2 separate regions of the Homo sapiens genome follow, and region 2 is linked to region 1. A link is a contact called in ENCODE Hi-C data. All regions are on one chromosome and are shown on one strand. Each heading gives the region's core, a stretch centred on a gene start or an enhancer-like site at or near the end of the contact. The rest is flanking DNA. Distances are from core to core; before and after follow the strand shown. Region 1 holds the start of ATOSA (atos homolog A). Region 2 holds the start of ADAM10 (ADAM metallopeptidase domain 10).

Region 1 (3,486 bases), core at 433-2,932:
AACTCTAAAATGATACCTGTATTGTGGCAACAGATACAAATACCATTCTTTACTTTCATTTTGAGATACACTAGAATCTCTCTTGAAGCTAGTGCTTCAGAAGCACTTTTGTAAAAACGCTTAACCTTCTCTTCCATATGCCTTTCTCTACCTCACCAGCTGGAATCTGTCACAAAAACAGATAATCACATATGATACAGAAATAGTTGATCCTACTGCAGAATTAGGTTAACACTTCTAAATTGAGGCATAGAAAAGAAGGGGGTGGGGGAACAAGCCCTACTTAAACAAATCATTTACCTCGGTCTGGCTTCATTTTCACATCCAATTTTCGCCCAGAGTGCTGTGAAATGCACCTGTGGGTTCTTTCAACAGGCTCGCCGCTGATTCTACGGCTTCTGCTTCGCTTTCAAAATGCTGAAAGAGACAAAAATAAAATTAATCTGGCCCTATTCTAATACCCGGACCTTGCAAGTAAACTACTGTTAAGTTAGGCCTCTTCCTGGCACCAACTGCGGTGACAGCACCCTCGGCTGGTCTGAAAAAAGCAAAACTCTCTGCACCGCCTCCCCCATCTCCTCCGGATCGAGCACCCCCTTCCCTGCCTCTGTGCTCTCCAGGCCAATGTGTCCTTCTGACACAGTCTCTGAACCAAAACAGGATCTATTTATAACCTGGAGGTACAGGCAAGAAGAAGAAAAAGATTTGAGCAACACAAACTAACCCCTTCGTACAAAAACGCCTCTGGAAACAGAGGCACCTCCGCAGGGCTGGTATGGAAATTCTTCCACCTGGTGCCTGGGCGCAGCCAACTCTTCCAGTCCCCTGCGCCTCCCGAGCCCTCCGCCCGCCCCGCCGGGCCTCACCTGTGTAATTACCCTCTGGCTAGCCTTCCTGCGGCAACCGCGGCCAAGTTTACACAGAAACCCGAGTCACCTCCTCCCGCCCAGCCCCCAGCCCCAAACGAACTCTTCCGGGCTGTCCCGGGGCGACCCTACCAACTCCCAACCAGTCCTCCGCGGCCGGCTCCGGGGGAGGTGTTTACAGCCTGTGCTCGCCCCCTGCTCTGCACAACCCCTTCCGTCCCGCCGCGGCCCCGGATTTCCTTCAGCCCCGCCGCACCGAGCGCCGCGTCTGCCCCTCTCCCCGCTGGAGAGTTGTTTTCATGGCGCTCTCGAGCTGGCCGGCTCCTCCGCTCCCTCGGCCGACCTCTGCTGACTAACTCGCTCTCCTCTCCCGTCCCAATCCCGCCTCCTCTTGGCACTTCTCTCCACCGCTCGCCCAGCAGCTCACATCACACTCCCACCTCAGACCCCAGGCTCCGAGAGGCGCAGGGCCAGCGGGAGCGGAGTATGGAGCGCAGCGGCCCCCGCGGCTGCCTCAGGTGACCGTGGGGACCCGAGACGACCAGCCCGAAGCGGCTCCCCGGCGCCCCTGTGGCCATCCACCCGCGCCTCAGCCACCGCCTCGCTCCGCTCCCTGCGCTCAGCCCCTCCGCCCTGCCTGACTGGCACCCGAGCCCCGCGACCCCCGGGCTTCCCCCGCCCGTAGCCCCGGCCGGCCCTCTTGCCCAGCGCCTCTGCCAGCTCCTTGCCCGCCCGCTGTCTCTAGCTCTGGCGCCCCGGCTCCCCGTCCCCCTCGCTCGGCCAGTTCTTTCTCTGCTGTTTGCCCTGTCAAAACACTGCCTAGGTCACGTGTCCCAACAACAGCCAACCCACCCCGGTCGTCACTTCCTCCCCGGCGGCCTCCGCGGCCCTGGCGCCCGGTTACTATGGCAATGCCGCCGCTCGCCCCGGGGCGCTAGTTTGGGGCCGGGTTTTCGGTGCAGGTGCCCGGCGGGTGCGAGGGCGCTGGAGATGGCGGCTGGGAGACACCAGCAGAGTCCCGGAAGCCCGAGACGTCCCAGGCACTTCGGTTGCGCTCCCAGCCGGCAGAGGCGCGCCTGGATTCTGAGACCAGGAATCGGAGCTGCGCTATTAGAGCGCAGGGTAACTGGGGAGATGTCATCCAAAGGCCTGCCCCAGACGTGGAGGATAATTATAGTCGTCGTCTCCTCCTCCTCCTCCTCCTCCTCCTCCTCCTCCTCCTCCCCCCTCCCCCTCCTTCCCCCCCTCCTCCTCCTCCTCCTCCTCCTCCCGGGATGCTGGCACAGAGTTGTGATCGAGCCCCAAGTGGATTGCAGCGCATAATGGAACCCGGGTTTAATGTGACCGGGACGGGGGGTGGGCAGCTATGCGGGTCAGGGAGTGGGAGAATTTAAGAACAGGAAGCCCACCCCCACCCTAGATTTTCCCAAATCACTAAGGATTTTAGTAGGATTCAGAACCCAAGCTTCCAAGACACTCGCTGTGCTAAAAATAATCTTCATAACTTCTAAAACACTGACTCATGGGCAGGAGGACACTTTGACAGCATGTTATTGTTGGGGAGCTGTAATTTTGTTGTTGTGCTATAGCAATGTGACATGATGGCATTTCATGTTGTGATGTTGTCGTCATTTAAACACAAACAGATGACAGGAATCTGCTGTACTTAAAAAAAAACCCAATCCTAACAAGCGCTGCAGCTATTAGCTACTCAGTCTATAGACAAAGTACATATGGGGCATGAGCCCAAATGGAGACAAGTAAAAATTTGCAAGGCTCTTTGGTTTCATTAGAAAAAGTTTTTTTTTTAGATATAATTTTGCATAAAAGGATCACAGGAAAGTATTAGGACAAGTCTAAGGGGATTTTTTTTATTTGTGCCCTTCTGTTTTAAAATTTTTTTTACAATGAGTCTATTATTTTCACATCAGAAGAGTTTTATAAACTGCAAGATTGGCAGTTCCATTTTTTTGGCCTCAGGTAAAGTTCTTATGAAAAAGGCATGAAATATTTAAAAAGTAACATTTTCTAGTGCTTAGATATGTACAGTAAAATAACATGTACAACTGAAATTGTTAACCTTAACTCCACGATTGTATCTAATCAGAGCGGAGAGAACATTCAGGAGGGTAACATTTCATTTTCTCTGAAATGTTCTGGCATCATGACGATGAAACTGACAAATGGAAACAGTTCTTTAATCTATAAAATGCTACAAATGTTAAATCCCAGTGGATTTGACTTTGATATTATTGAATACTGTATTATGTAGTTTTTAAAAAATGAACTGAAGTTTTACTTGTTCTACAAGCACTTGGTAATGGGAGACAGAACAGTTACAGATAAGCCAAAAACCTAAATTTAGCACAACAGCTGGGACCAAATAACAGCTATTGTAAAAGGCTTACTGGGTGAACAGGCAGCAAAATCTGGTTTAGCTTCTTTCTTCCTCTATCTAATGCAAAAGAGGTAAAAAGACCAGGAAATGTTGAGAGCAGAAGCCAAGACTATTAGTGTGTAGCACAAACTATTCTCTTTTAAATAATTTTTAACAGCACTTGGGTAAATGATGATGTCAACATTTGTTAGACTAACCTGAAGTTTTTTTAAATTTAGAATC
Region 2 (3,524 bases), core at 360-2,859, 6.1 Mb after region 1:
TTAATCTATAATGTGTGTCTTGCTTGATGAATTGGATTGAAAAAAATTAAATAAAACGTGTAACAAAAAAATGAACACTACAAACTATAACAGAAGTCTGCCTACGCAGTACCACCCTCGGACTCGGTAGAATACAGGACAGAAATACACTTGGTCCTGCAGTCATAAGTCAAAGTGGCAAAGAAAAAAACAGAAACAATACATTACATGAAATAGATATTTTCTAAATTATCAAAGGCTACAGACACTCATCCAAAGCATTCCTCAAATTTTTTCAATCGTTGCTTTTAGGCACACCTTGAGGTTTTTAAGTTTACTCTGGGGCAAGTCAAAAAGCTTACCTAAAATAAAGCACTTTAAGCAAGAATAAAATGATGCAGCTGGTCCTAGAACACACCGGAAATAAAAATCGTTGTCTTCAAAACCCGAAACAAGAAATGACATGCTTTTAGCAAATTTGACTTTCATGTGCAGGGGGGAGGGGGCACTGTTTTGACAATCCACTAACTACACTGTACATCTACTCCACCTGAAAGTTTAACGAAACTCTTCAAGTTGGGTCACCCAGGGACCGAACTTCTACTCTAAGAGACCCAATCCAGCCTACAAATCAAAGAACATCCCCAAATGGTTTACCCTTCTCCCGACCAAACCCTTTCCCCTGGGCGACAGAATGTTTTCAAGAACACCAACACACCCTCCTGTGATCTCTCTCCAAACACAGGACACAGGAAGAACCGAGGCCACTAGTCTCAGATAAGCGGGTGATGACTGCTGCCACTCCACGGGCGGCCCCTCTGCAGAATGGGGTCGGTCAGGACCGGCGCGCCGGGTAAAGAACAATACACGAGCCCAGCTGCAAACAACACAACTTCCCACGAGTCTGCGCGGCGGGTCTCGGCGGCGGAGAGGACTTCGGAATCCGCCACCGGGCAGGGGCTGGGGGAGGAATGGTGAGCAGGATGAGCGCTGAACGAGGACGGCGAGACCGCCAGCCTCGCTGCGGCTGCCTGCACCGGCGCCCGCCGAGCAGACTGGAGGGATGCAGCCACCAGCCTGGGTTCCACCGCTCTCACCAGGCGACGCGGATGCCCCGACTTCGCTTCTCTGGGAGGCGACCCCCGCCTCCCGGGGCCGCCAGGGCGGTGGGGGGCGGGGAAGGCCTCGCCGGAGGCTTGGGAGCCTCCTCGGCCCGCCACCGAAGGGAAAGCGGTCGGGGCGCGGGGGACAATAGGGAGCGGGGAGCGCGGCCCGCCAGAGTGGCGCCGCTGGCCGGCTGGGCTGACTGACGCGCACGCCGCGAGGCGCGACTGGGCTCCGCTCGGCCCGGCCGCCGCTCCGCCGTGGTCGCGGCGCCCCCGGCGCTCGCAGTCGTGCCTCACCTCCCATCCCCGCCGCCCAGGAGAGGAGCAGAATTAACACTCTCAGCAACACCATCTTCCGCTGCCGCTGCCGCCGCCGCCGCCTCCTCACGGGTTAACAGCAGCACATCGATCCGGAGGGAGAAGCTGAAGGGGCTTGGTCCGGAGCCTCCACGGGAAGCCGGGACCTCCCCTGGCAGGAGAAACGGCGAAGCACCTCCCTCTCGCTCCACTTCAGGGGCCGGCAACGCTCCTAGCTCCTCCAAAACAGGGACCTCCCTCCCCCTCGTTCGTTTCCTTCCTCCTTTCCCCGCTTTCCTTCCCTTGCTCGTTCCCTCTTCTCTCCCCCCCTCCTTCGAAACTCAGACCTCCGCCTCCTTCCTCACCACGTGACGCGCGGGCACCCAACTGGCACGCGGAGCCGCGCCCCTACCTCCCGCCCCTACCCGTCCCCCAGGCGCTTCAGGGGCGCGCGCATGCGCGCGGGGGACGGTTCCCGTGCTGCTAGGCCTGCCGCCGCTTCCTGTCCGCCGGCGGAGAGCTGGGATTGGGCTTGGGAGGCGGGGTTTGTCCTGGTCCCGCCCCGGGGCGGGAGCGCTCCTACGCGGAGATAGTGCTCCGCTACGTGTTAGAGCTGCTGAGGACCTTCCCTTGGGCTAAAATGGTCCGTGGAAGATGTAAGCAGGGCTGCTTTCGACTTCTTAACGTCACAAGTAACAGAGGTTTTTTTTCTTCTTTTTCTGCCTCTCTTGGTGCACCACAGCTACCAAGTAAACAAAAAGTCCCAACAAGCAGTAATTATAGCGGCAGCTGCCCCAGTGATGCGAACATAAATGCAAAGACCTTCAAGCAGCAGGAAAAAAAGACACCATGTCCGAGATGTAATTTTCCGAGCTCTTTACAAATTTATGTCACAGACTAAGGCTTTAGCCTTTGCAAAAGCATGCAACCTGAACCAGACTGTCTTGAATCTCCAGTCCAGAAAATGTCCTCTTTTCTCTCTGTCACATCTTTGAAGCGAATCCACGCACATCTTCTCCCCAACTTCTTAAAGCTTGTGTTTGTTTTCTCGTAACTCATTTTGATTCTTTAAACTTGGATGTCATGAACTAGAACTTTTTATGGCCATTTAATTAGATATTCTTCATCTATTTGGTATCGTGCTTGAGTAGGCCGAATTAGGGAGAGTGTGTGTGTGCGTGTGTGTGTGTGTGTATGTGTAAATTGTTTTGTTTTGCTTTCTAAAGACAAGGTCTCCGCTGTCTCGCCAGGCTGAAGTGCAGTGGTGTGATCATAGCTCACTGTAACCTCCAACTCAAGCCGAATTAGGGAGAGTGTGTGTGTGTGTGTGTGTGTGTAAATTGTTTTGTTTTGCTTTCTAAAGACAAGGTATCCGCTGTCTCGCCAGGCTGAAGTGCAGTGGTGTGATCATAGCTCACTGTAACCTCCAACTCAAGCGATCCTCCCGCCTCGGCCTCCCACAAGTGCTGGGATTACAGGCGTGAGCCACTGCGCTCGGCCTTAATGTTATTGATACTGTAATAAACTGGAATTCCTATACTGTTACCTGTATATTTTATACCATTTATTACCATTAACATAAGTGAAGAGAATTTTTTTTTTTTTGAGACGGAGTTTCGCTCTCGTTGCCCAGGCTGGGGTGCAATGGTGTGATCTCGACTCACCGCAACCTCTGCCTCCCAGGTTCAAGCGATTCTCCTGCCTCAGCCTCCCAAGTTGCTGAGATTACAGGCATGCACCACCACGCCCAGCAAATTTTTTGTATTTTTAATAGAGACGGGGTCTCACCATGTTGGTTAGGCTGGTCTCGAACTCCCAACCTCAGGTGATCCGCCCGCCAGCCTCCCAAAGTGCTGGGATTACAGGTGGGAGCCACCGAGCCTGGCCATAAGAGTCTTCTTTAATTCTCAGTTTGAGAAATGAATGATTCTAGTTTTGCTGCAACATTAATAGGCTCAAAAACGGACGTTTCAAAACCATCATAATTGTATCCATTTATAATGAGATACATGGAATCATCAAAGGATGGCAGAATCTCACGAATGGTTTTTTTTTCCTTCATTAAAATATTCAGTCTTAGGAAATAGTTACCTGCAGACATTACATCTCATATCACCTGTGCTTTTTACTAATCTCTTGTGG

Evidence for each region. A loop is a pair of places that touch in the nucleus more often than their neighbours do.
Region 2: a loop to region 1 is called in a map of naive thymus-derived CD4-positive, alpha-beta T cell, with 13 times the contacts of the local background. The contact joins the promoter of ADAM10 here to the promoter of ATOSA in region 1. A Hi-C loop is called at or near these places in 1 of 168 maps with a recorded cell type or tissue (naive thymus-derived CD4-positive, alpha-beta T cell).

What each region holds. Positions count from the first base shown.
Region 1 is chr15:52,677,706-52,681,191 of GRCh38, forward strand. ATOSA (atos homolog A) reads right to left here and starts at 1,683. Exons shown (of 13, transcript NM_001385016.1): 1 at 1,123-1,683; 2 at 301-417. The coding sequence starts at 316. LOC105370821 (a long non-coding RNA gene) reads left to right here and starts at 1,900. Exons shown (of 4, transcript XR_932255.4): 1 at 1,900-1,988. RefSeq lists enhancers at 379-448, 579-718 and a silencer at 1,299-1,618.
Region 2 is chr15:58,748,098-58,751,621 of GRCh38, forward strand. It overlaps ADAM10 (ADAM metallopeptidase domain 10), which reads right to left and starts at 1,610. Exons shown (of 16, transcript NM_001110.4): 1 at 1,383-1,610. The coding sequence starts at 1,437. RefSeq lists enhancers at 743-1,378, 830-959, 2,050-2,229 and silencers at 1,070-1,359, 1,690-1,979.